Regions from separate parts of the Homo sapiens genome. Here region 2 is linked to region 1. A link is an interaction called in ENCODE POLR2A ChIA-PET data of the cell type or tissue named here. Cell type or tissue: Panc1. All regions are shown on one strand. Each heading gives the region's core, and the rest is flanking DNA. Links, peaks and the distances in the headings are about the cores only.

Region 1 (5,711 bases), core at 207-5,206:
AACCTGGTGACAGAATAAGACTCCATCTCAAAAAATAAATAAATAAATTTAAAATAATTAAAAATAAAATAAAAATATCTGCAATATATAAGATGTGCATGTAGTTGAATAATAGTTTGGGGGGAGGAAGTAACCAATATTTTTTCAATTCATTTTTTTAGCAGCTTTATTAGGATATAAGTCATATGTGATACAATCCACCAATTTAAAATATACAACTCATTGGTTTTAGTATATTCACAAAGTTGCGCAACCATCCCCACCATCAATTTTAGAATATTCATCACCTAAAAGGAAACCTCCTACCCAGTAGCAGTCACTCCCATTCCTCCCCCAAGCCCTAGCAACCACTATTTTATGTCTCTATGAATTTGTCTATTCTGGACATTCATATATACAAAGTTATACAATATAAGGTCTTACATGTCAGGCTTCTTTCACTTCCCATAATGCCTTCAAGGTTCATCCAATATTGTCTCATGTACCAGCACTTCATTAATTTTTATCACCAAATAATATTTCATTATATGAATATAAAGCATTTTATCCATTCATTAGTTGATGGACATTTGGGTTATTTTCACTTTGGGCTACAATGAATAATGCTGCTATGAACACTTGTTTTTGTGTGGACATATATTTTTATTTCTATTGGAGTAGAATTGCTGGGTCATATGGCAACTCTATGCTTAATGTTTTGAGAAATTCCCAAACCATTTTCCACATTTGCTGCACCATTTCACATTGTCACAGTCTGCCCTACCCTCCTCTCCCCCATTCAAGCACTTAGGTCTTTCTTTTCCCATTGCCTCAGGAGAAGGATGTGACTGGCTGAAAGAAGAAAAAAAGAGTGTTTCTGACTTTCATTTCTAAAAGCCTTAGGAAACCAGTGAAGACTGGCAGAATAAATGTAAAAAAAAAAAAAAGGAAAAAGGAATTAGAGAGAGAGGACTTCCCTCATTCCACTCCACCCTAATCTTCAATACAAAGAAAAATTCCTTCCAGGGCTGAGAAGAGAACAAGAGATCAGAGAGAAGAGATAAGAAGGCAGCTGTTTGGGGGTCCCAAGGAGGTTGTTAGATGGGCAACATGCTTTCCTTATTAAGTAGACTGACAAAGCTCAGGGAGGAAATTGCTGCATAGGACATCTAGGCTCCTGGGTCTTTAGAGTCTTGCAGACATTTCCTCATCCCAGCATGGCAAGAAGAGCAGATGTTTGAGTGCACTCTAAGCTAACACAAAAGGGCCAGATTGGCAATGAGAAAAGAAAAATAGCTCAGAGCTGTCTGAGCTATATGGAGGTATGCAGGCCCAGAGAGACATGAGTATGAAACTTCAATCATTCCCCACAAAATGCCCCCTCCACATATCCCATACCTGGGGGCAACTATTTAAAGTCATTTTGTCCCCAACTACCTGCCTTGCCCATTATCCTCATGTTCCTGGAATTTGTGAGACAAAGAACAATGGATAACCAATAGCTTGCATAATTCTAATGTAACTTCTTGGTAAACAACTCAACAACTGCTTCTTCTTTCCCTTTAAAAATCCACTTGTAACTGCTGCCAATCAGAGTGTCTATTCAGAGCAACTTGAATCGGTGCTCCTTGGTTGCAACTCTTAAGCTTGGCCCAAATTAACTATACTTATATTAATTTTGCCTCAGCTTCTTCCTTTTGAAACTGCTTTTGCAAAATTATGACAGTAAGAGAAATCTGACCTTGACTCCATCTTGCTTCTGACCTCCAAGCTGTCTTTGATCATTGCTGGCTATAGGCCAGGCTAACTTTAAGAGGAATATAGTTTATAGTTTAACTTGAAAGTAAGAATAATAGTACCTCCCTAAAACTAACCCCCTCCTTGCTCAGGGACCAAAAACCACCTTTTTAAAACTAAAGAAAGGCCACAAGATTAGGATAGGGGGGCCTGAACTTGGCTCAAATGTAGGCATAGTTTCTATAATTCCTTGCTGCTCAGGGGTCATATGGCCAGAGGTCACAAGACTTGTGACTTTCCCAATTGCCCTTACAGATAAATAACGTCACTATTATAGAACCTAAGGATTGGTTTCTTTGAGACGTTTTTCAGACTGACCCCCACCCGGACTCGGAACTCACGACTCAACTAATCCTGTGGCCCCACCCAGAGGTAGACACAGCACATGAGGCCAGTTTTCCACATCCTATGATTTCATCCTAAACCAATCATCCCTAGCCTCCTGCCCACAAGATTGTCCATAAAAACCCTAACCTCCAAGTCATCAGGGAGACAGATTTGAGTGATAACTCCAGTTCTCCCACACAGGCCGGCCTCATGTCAATTAAGCTCTTTCTCTACTGCAGTGCCCTGGTTTCAGTGAATTAACTTTGTCTTTGCGGTGGGCAGGAAGAACTTATCAGGCGATTATGCTTTAGGTTGATAGCAGGATTGAAGGACACATCAATGGCAATGTGCAGAGATGGAGGCCCTGGGACCTACACTCAAACACCTTGGATCTACATAAACCTCCCAGAATTTAGATTTAATCTCGGGGAAAGAGGTGGTAAGGGAAGCCCATAATGATTAAGATTAATTTTCTACCAGTCTAGAAAAATACAGGTTCAAAATTCAGTTGTGTTTCTTGTTTGTTTTTTTTTGAGACGGAGTCTCGCTCTGTTGCCCAGGCTGGAGTGCAGTGGCACAATCTCGACTCACTGCAACTTCCGCCTCCCAGGTTCAAGCGATTCTCCTACTTCAGCCTCCCGAGTAGCTGGGACTGCAGGCGCACGCCACCACACTCAGCTAATTTTTGTGTTTTTAGTAGAGACAGGGTTTCACCATGTTGGTCAGGCTGGTCTCGAACTCTTGACCTCGTGATCCACCCACCTCGGCCTCCCAGTGTGCTGGGATTACAGGCATCAGCCACCACACCCAGCCTCAGTTGTGTTTTTGATATCAGACTAGGTTTATTCTGCCCACACTCAGCAAGTCAATCACTGTGATGATGGGTTTTGCAAAAGAAACAGTTTACTCACAAGGCAGCCAAGGAAGGAGGTGGGAGATCCAGAGGGATGTTTATGGGACAGAGGAGCAAGGTGGTCTGAGGCGAGGGGAAAGGTAATTAGGGATAAGGAAAAGTGAGTTAATCCACAATCTGTGCACGCATAGTCTAGCTTCATGGCTCTTCATAGAACACATGTTCTGAAAATGGCAGTGTTAGCATGATCTGCGGGTAGAATTTTTGGCCCTCTAATGTCAAAATGTCTCCTCTCAAGAATTCTCCCAGGCCCAGTTGAATGGTTGATGGTCTTAACCAGCTTGAACTGGACAAGAGCTGCCCCTTAGCTCCTGAAAAACAACCTTAAGCAACTGTTACTATGGTGACCCACAGTCAGAGATGTTATCTATAAGGAAGCTAGTAGGAGTTTAGTTCTGTATTATTTGGCTTTATGACTTGCTAGTGGGAGTTTTTAGATCAACTAGAAGTAAGTGATTAAAAGCAAGCAGGGCAGGTTAAGTTTGGTGGGCTTAATCAAGTTAACCCTCAGTTAAATTTTGGCAAAGTGAAGAAAATCGTATTTTTGAGGTACACACTAAGATTAGTATCCACCACATAAACTTAGAAAAAAGACTAAAGAAATCAAATGTTCAACAAATATATGAAAAGACACACTCACTGCTGAAAGTACCATGTGCAGTAAGCATATGGAACAAAAGGAATTTTTCCAAATTTCTTATACAGCAATCAGTGGAAACCACCACTTTGGAGAGCAAGTTAGCAGTACTTAGTAAAATTGAACAGTGGTAGATCCTATGACCCAGCCACTGCATTTCTAGGTATATACTCTGGAGAACTCTTGCATAAGGATGCCAAGAGATATGCAAAAGAATGCTCACTGTAATACTTGTAATGTTACGTAATGGTAAAAATAAACTTAAAACAAGCTAAGAGTTCATCAACAGGGGAATAAATGAATAAATTGTCCCACATGCATTCAAGGGAATTCTATGCAGCCTTGCCTCCAAAAATGTGATGCCCAACCAGCAGTGTTGGCTTCAGTTGAGAACTTCAGACATACCAAATCAGAATCTGTACTTGAACAAGATCCTGTAGTGATTCATGTGCCAATTAAGGTTCAAGAAGGGCTGTTCTTACAGTTAAATGAATGAACTATGGCTCCTTGTGTCAACTTGGATAACTCTTAAAAATATAATTTCAGAGAAAAAAATACAAGCTGCCAAAGTTTAGTAACAGTATTATTGAGTCAGGATAGATAGTAAAGGAAATAACCATGTCCTTGGGACATGAAAACTGCACCGTCAACACATGAGCTGGTAACAATGTCAGTTACCATGTCTGTTATGTGGGACACAGCAACTGCACCAGCAACGTAACAAACCCCAGTACTCACATTGTGATCAAGCCCATCCAAGCAGAACTATCTTCAGGGACTTTCCCCTGTAGAAAGCATGCGCATTTTAATTTTACTTGTCCTCAGATTGACCCTTTGCTCATTATAATAGTAAAAAACACACCCCTGGATGGAGATTGAAGATGCTAATGAGACATGTGATACATGAACAAGCACGTACAGCTACTGAGAATACCCAAAAGACCACCTATAATATACTTACTAGCAACATCCTTTCCCACCCGTTATGAATAATTATGTGATATGGTTTGGCTCTATGTCTTCTCCCAAATCTCATGTTGAATTGTAATCTCCAGTGTTGAGGGAGGGACCTGGTGGGAGGTGATTGAATCATGGGGGCAGATTTCCTCCTTGCTCTTCTCTTGATAGTGAGTGAGTTCTCATGAGATCCAATGGTTTAAAACTGTGTGGCACTTCCCCCTTCTCTCTCTCTTGCCACCATGTGAAGAAGATGTTTGCTTCCCCTTCACCTTCTGCCATGATTATAAGTTTCCTGAGGCCTCCCAGTCATGCTTCCTATGAAGCATGTGGAACTGTGAGTCAATTAAACCTCTTTTCTTCATAAATTACCCAGGCTCAGGTAGTTCTTTATAGCAGTGTGAGAATGGACTATTACAGAAAATTGGTACCAAGAGTGGAGTATTGCTAAAAAGATACCTGAAAATGTGGAAGCAACTTTGGAACTGGGTAATGGGCAGAGGCTGGAACAGTTTAGAGGGCTCAGAAGAAGACAGGAAGATGATGGAAGATTTAGAACTTCCTAGAGATTTGTTGAATGGTTGTAACCAAAACACTCATAGTGATATGGACAATGAAGTCCAGGCTGAGGTGCTCTCAGATGGAGATGAGGAACTTATAGGAAACTGGAGTAAAGGTCACTCTTGCTATGCTTTAGGAAAGAGACACAGCATTTTGTCCCTGCCCTAGAGATCTGTGGAACTTTGAACTTGAGAGAGATGATTTAGGGTATCTGGCAGAAGAAATTTCTAAGTAGCAAAGCATTCAAGATGAGACCTGGCTGTTTCTAAAAGTGTACACTCATGTGTGTGAACAAAGAGATTATCTGAAACTGAAACTTCTGTTTAAAAGAGAAGCAGAGCATAAAGGTTTGGAAAATTTGCAACCTGGTTGTGTGGTAGAAAAGAAAAAATTTTCTGGGGAGAAATTTAAGCCTGCTACAGAAATTTCCATAAGTAAAGAGGAACTGAATGTTAATAGCCAAGACAATGGAGAAAATGTCTCCAGGATATGTCAGAGACCTTTGTGGCAGCCTTTCCCATCACAGGCCCCAGATGGACA
Region 2 (5,711 bases), core at 326-5,325, 100 kb before region 1:
AGATCATCTTTGAGGATTTCAATTTCAGAGCAATCTGTTAAGCTGTTAAGACCACCCAAGGAAAACTGCTTATTATTCTCCAGCACACATTTCAGAGAATTTTTTTTTTATTGCTGAATACACAGAGGTAAAAAGGAACCAGTAAATTCTTCTTCTTTTTTTTTTTTTTTCCAAATAGATGCACCATTTTGTAGGTAAACAAGGTGAGGAAATAGAACTAAGCTCTAAGGACTAGACAATGTGGTATGAGTTAAAGCAAAACTTTAGCTGAATCCGTCAGGAATGATTGATTGAATTTAACTAGGGAACTCATGTGTTTGTACAATCTAAAGAAGGAAGACGTCCTGTTTTGGTAAGATAACCTTAAGTCTGGCTTCTGTTTTATTTTTGTTATGTATTTTTGTAATTTGGGGTTTGAATAAGCAAGAGTGCAAAGGTCTCCTGGCAAAAGCTCCTTTGTTAAAATCCAGAAAAACAAACAATCAACATTGATGTTTTGGAACAGGCCACAGCTGTCCGGCTTTCAAACATGTTACCTTCCACTTCTTTAAGGAAATGAACACACAAAGGCTTTCAGAACTGTCTGGCCCAGCGGAGGTCACTGCTCGGAACCAAGTGATTTCTTGCCTAAGACAGGGAGAGGGCAGTAGGATAGGAGGGAGGAAATGGCCCCGAAGACTGTACATACAAAAGTGCCCATTCTTTTGACCCTCAGGCCGAAGGAAAACAAAAATCCATCATTTGTGAGCTTGGCAAAGGAAGCTTTACTTTGAAGATAAATTTTATGGGGTACTTAAAACACATGATATGGCCTTCCTTGGAGTCAGAAGAAGTGAGTAGTTCACTGCAGGCAGGCCCTATGCAGTTCAGAGTGGAGAGAGGGAAGGGGTGGGAAGGACAATGAAAGTAACTCAAAGAAATTAAAAGATCTCAAGCCATCAAAACATCCTCTCCAAATTTTGCAAGAAATGTTTATATGTAAAATAACTTAAGTCCTGCCACTTTCTCTGACCACCAAATAGAATCAGGAGGTGCCAATGATCAATCATTCTTTGATTGACCCAACATGAATTGTATGTCTCTTTCTGTGCCCAGGAATTGTGTGAGGCACTGGAGGTAGAGACTAATAATGCCACCTCTCCATCCATGGCCTCAAAGAGTTATGAGTTAACTGGAATTTCACTGAATACATCAAACATATATTATTTTCATATACCAAGTAGAAATGAGTATGTTTTTTACTTAGTATCTTACTTGTAATGGTTATTTTAGGTGAAAGGAAAACCCACGTCAACTGTAAACATGAGAGCCTAGATTTTTCCACTAATTTCAGCAAGGCTGAAGAAGTTTGTTTACAAAGACCTGTCAAACACACTCGGGAATGGGTGGCTCTTTTGAGCAATAATGTTTCCGTGCCAACTCTTAAGTTTAAAAGGGAGAGTCCCTGGTAGGAAATGACAATGCTGTGTGGAAACAACAGCAGTATATATTGGACTCTTTACACCCAGAGGACAATCATTTCCAAATCTATCTTCAAATATGAAAGGCAGTAATATGTAGAGAACCTTCAAAGGACTGAGTTATCTGAATTACTCTAAGCATATAATATTTCTAAAGTAAAATTGCCAGGATAAAGTCATGATTCCTAAATTTAACTAAAGTCTCCTGTGAAATGTCTATACTGTTACAAACATCTATTACTATCATAAAGAAAGATGTAGAAAAACACTTCTCATATACAGACCATGAAAAGAACTAAGAATCACCTGGAATCTTACAAGAATCTTTTCACGGGCCGGGCGCAGTGGCTCACGCCTGTAATCCCAGCACTTTGGGAGGCCGAGGCGGGCGGATCACGAGGTCAGGAGATCGAGACCATCCCGGCTAAAACGGTGAAACCCCGTCTCTACTAAAAATACAAAAAATTAGCCGGGCGTAGTGGCGGGCGCCTGTAGTCCCAGCTACTTGGGAGGCTGAGGCAGGAGAATGGCGTGAACCCGGGAGGCGGAACTTGCAGTGAGCCGAGATCCCGCCACTGCACTCCAGCCTGGGCGACAGAGCGAGACTCCGTCTCAAAAAAAAAAAAAAAAAAAAAAGAATCTTTTCACTCTCTCAGATTTCATAGTTAGCATCCTTAGTTTCAAATCAAAACCACTCACATGCATATAAATGTTCCTTAAAACAGCAGCACCTCAGACATCCAACTCTCAGCTGCCCAGCAACCCAAGTCCTCTAAGACAGCCATGAAACTAGAAGTTTAAGTGTCTGCATATGTGGGCAGAATCCCAAACAGAAAAGCCTCCAACAGGAAGAGGGAAGAAATGTGTTTGTCAGGAAACTGTTTTCAGAGATTGGCAACTGATTGTAAACAACTAAAAGTGAACACAATTGATTAAAAAGAAGCAGGTAGCAGAGGCAGCAGGCAAAAGAAAAGAGATGGGGTGGTAAGAAAGAGACCACCCAGGCCAGGTGGGTGTGGTGGCTCACACCTGTAATCCCAGAACTTAGGGAGGCTGAGGCCAGCAGATAACCCGAGGTCAGGAGTTCGAGACCAGCCTGGCCAACATGGCGAAACCCTGTCTCTACTGAAAATACAAAAATTAGCCAGGTGTGGTGGTGCACACCTGTAGTCTCAGCTACCTGGGAGGCTGAGGTGGGAGAATCGCTTGAACCCGGGAGGCGGGGGTTGCAGTGGGCAGAGATCATGCCACTGCATTCCAGCCTGGGCAACAGAGTGAGACTCCGTCTTTAAAAAAGAAAAACTGCCTGAGAATACTGAAAAGCAAGGGTGGAAACCAAGACCAAGAGAAGAGGATTAAGGAAGAAATAGATGAGACAGGATCAGTTCATGGGATCAAGACCCTTCCCAGACATGAAGCCATTAGAAGTCATTCTCTCTCTGTATTAAAACAAGCAAATTACTTTTTACATCTGTTCCATGTTTAAAATCTTTTTAAACGTTCAGAAGGAAAACAGATATGCCCTTCTTAGTTTAAGAACCAATTTGTATCAGGCCAAACCCCAGGTTGTTAAAAGCAATGAACGATGTCACACTCTTCAAGCACTGATAAAGGAGGAGATGGACCAGGGAAGTGACTGAGGAATCTGGTGGCCGAGAGGAATATTTTTACAATTGAGAGACAAGGCTAATCAGGATCTAAAACAGACACCCAGAAGGAAGACCAAAGACGATTTTCCTTCTGATTTTCTCTTTGCTGCAGAGCCTAAAAGAAGTACAGGTTTCCTGCAGGAAACAGAAGATGAATGATACCAATAGCTGCTGTCTGGCCCAGGGGAATCCAATATTTTTAAGGCAGACTGGGCAACAGCTAACAGCAACATAAGCAGGAAATAGTTCCAAAAAGCCACTATGGTCTACAATTCCAAAACCCCAAGTTCTGAAACCCAAAAGTATGCAAGCTTGGTGAAAACTCAATTAGTGACAAAACCTGACCTGAACTGACTTGCAGCTGCATTGTCTTTATTTATTCAATGTGAACATTCATAAGTTTCATTACAAAACAAAAAAAAATGATATGTTTGGATATGGGTGCTGCTACTGAAGAAGTTACATAATACATGCTATCTGCACTGTATAAACTTTTTTAAATCTGGAAAATTCTGATATATGAAAGGCGTTTGGCCCCAAGAGTTTCAGATAAGGGTCCACGGGTTTGTAAGAATCCATGGTAAGATTACTTTAAGCAGCCAATAAGAATCTGTGAAAACAGCTTTTAACTGTAATTCAGGTGGTTTCATTCCACTGACTTCTAACACTCACTATATGCTTGGTGCTGGGCTATGTACTAATGTGTTTATTTCCAAACGGTCTCAATTTACTTTTGCTGTATATATAAAACAAGATCAGAAGACAGAATCATGATCACTGCTTGAATCATTAGCAGAGTTCCATGTTCACAGGGAGAGAAAGAGAGAGGGAGAGAAGGAGGGAGGGAGAGAGGGAAAGAGGGAGCCCTACGTCACATGTATAAGGCTAGTACGCATGGTAAAAAGAAAATAAAAAGTTTAATTAAAAAGTCTGAGTCAATCATATCAAAATGAGAGAAAGAAAAGGCAGGAAGGAGGGAATCACACTAATGATGGTATGCCAGTATCCTATCCTTGTTATTCTGATGCTCAGAACATCACTCATGGGCAAAGAGTAACTCATTGACTGGCCCTGGCAGCCTGAAACACCACTGAGATGCCCTATGCTACTTCACAGTTATCCCCAACCCACCTTTCCCTTCTCTCCACCAAGCCACTCCAATCTTTCCCATATTAAACACTTACTTTCCCCCAAACTCCACACCTTTATAGCACTTTCACCGAAAATTTAACTTCTCAATTCTCAGCCCTCACCCAAGAATTCTCCCAGATTGGGATAATCACAGACACCAGAATATTTTGATGTATTTTGAACATATAGAATGTATCTGCTTAGAGGACTTTTGGTCCCACCCTCACTCTCCCCCAGGCTATAGGCTTGGAGAAGGCAGGAGCTTGAGACCTGTTTGCTTGTATCAAAACAAGCCCACAACTGACCCATTTCTTTGCCTCTCCCAATAGACCACCACCATAGCTTCTCACCTCCCCTCCCATTTCCACTCTCAAATCCATCTGCTAGCAGTCTCAGAGCTCTGCAGGATTCCTTTTTTTTTTTTAACCCCAAGACAACATATTTGTATTTAATGCAAATTACTTTTTGCTCATTTGCAAAATTCATTTTAACAGCCTCTTGATCATGTTGGTGTGCATACCACCCAAAACTCTTTCCCAGACTTCATGAAATTCAAATCTTTCCATTTGTGGATAGCTGTAGTCAAAGCCAAAAGGCTTTCCCTGAAAAGATTACTTGGAAAGAAAAGTTATAGCTTCAAGCCAGAACATAAGTTTGCGGCTTTCTTTACTTCTCCATATCATACGGAGGGTGTCTGACGCTGATGTTTATCAAGCACCCCATGAATGTTAGCCTTCACAGTAGTCCCCTCAGAAGGGCATTCATTGATTTCATTGTGGCTGCTGCTGGGTAACAGAACTCCATTTTAAATCCCCAGGCTGGGTACGGTGGCTCACACTTGTAATTCCAGCACTTTGGGAGGCCAAGGCGGAGGATCACTTGAACCCAGGAGATCAAGACCAGCCTAAGCAACATAGCGAAACCCCATCTCTACAGAAAATTGAAAACATTAGCTGGGTGTGGTGGCACACACCTGCAATCCCAGCTCCTCAGGAGGCTGAAGCAGGAGGATTACTTGAGTCCAGGAGGTCAAGGCGGCAGTGAGCCATGATTGTGTCACTGCCCTGCAGCCTGGGTGACAGAGCAAGACCCTTTATCAAAGAAAAAATAAAAAAGGAAAGAAAGAAAAAAGAAATGTCCGTATCTGCTAGAGCCACACAGGAAAACCACAATCTGGCCACACAAGCTAAACAGCTTTTTAGTCCCAAATTGATTATATACCATTTTCTTGCACTACCTTTGAAGCTGCTTTCTATATCTGAAGAAGGAAAAAGGTATCAAGTAATGTCTACATTTTTACTAAATTGAGGCTGAAGTAAATTTTTTCTTTTAAAAAAATTAATATTAACCTTTAAAGCATATTTAAAATAAGGTGATACCATACCTGGCCTGGCACGGTGGCTCACACCTGTAATCCCAGCACTTTGGGAGGCCGAGGCAGGCAGATCACTTCAGATCAGAAGCTCAAGAC

What was found. Peaks named below come from ENCODE experiments on the same cell type or tissue, not always from the same donor. Only the 100,000 strongest peaks of a DNase experiment are listed, where the experiment ranks them.
Region 2: POLR2A ChIA-PET joins it to region 1 with 9 read pairs; 2 of 35 experiments call an interaction of 5 or more read pairs at or near these places.

The regions. Positions count from the first base shown.
Region 1 is chr4:41,321,522-41,327,232 of GRCh38, reverse strand. No RefSeq gene overlaps it. Among named protein-coding and RNA genes, the nearest start is that of UCHL1, 67 kb to the right of the region's middle. In Panc1, for the core only: no CTCF peak of the experiment used is centred there; no DNase peak of the experiment used is centred there.
Region 2 is chr4:41,422,403-41,428,113 of GRCh38, reverse strand. It overlaps a transcript of LIMCH1 not described here. Among named protein-coding and RNA genes, the nearest start is that of LIMCH1, 110 kb to the left of the region's middle. In Panc1, for the core only: no CTCF peak of the experiment used is centred there; a DNase peak (open chromatin) is centred at 3,105.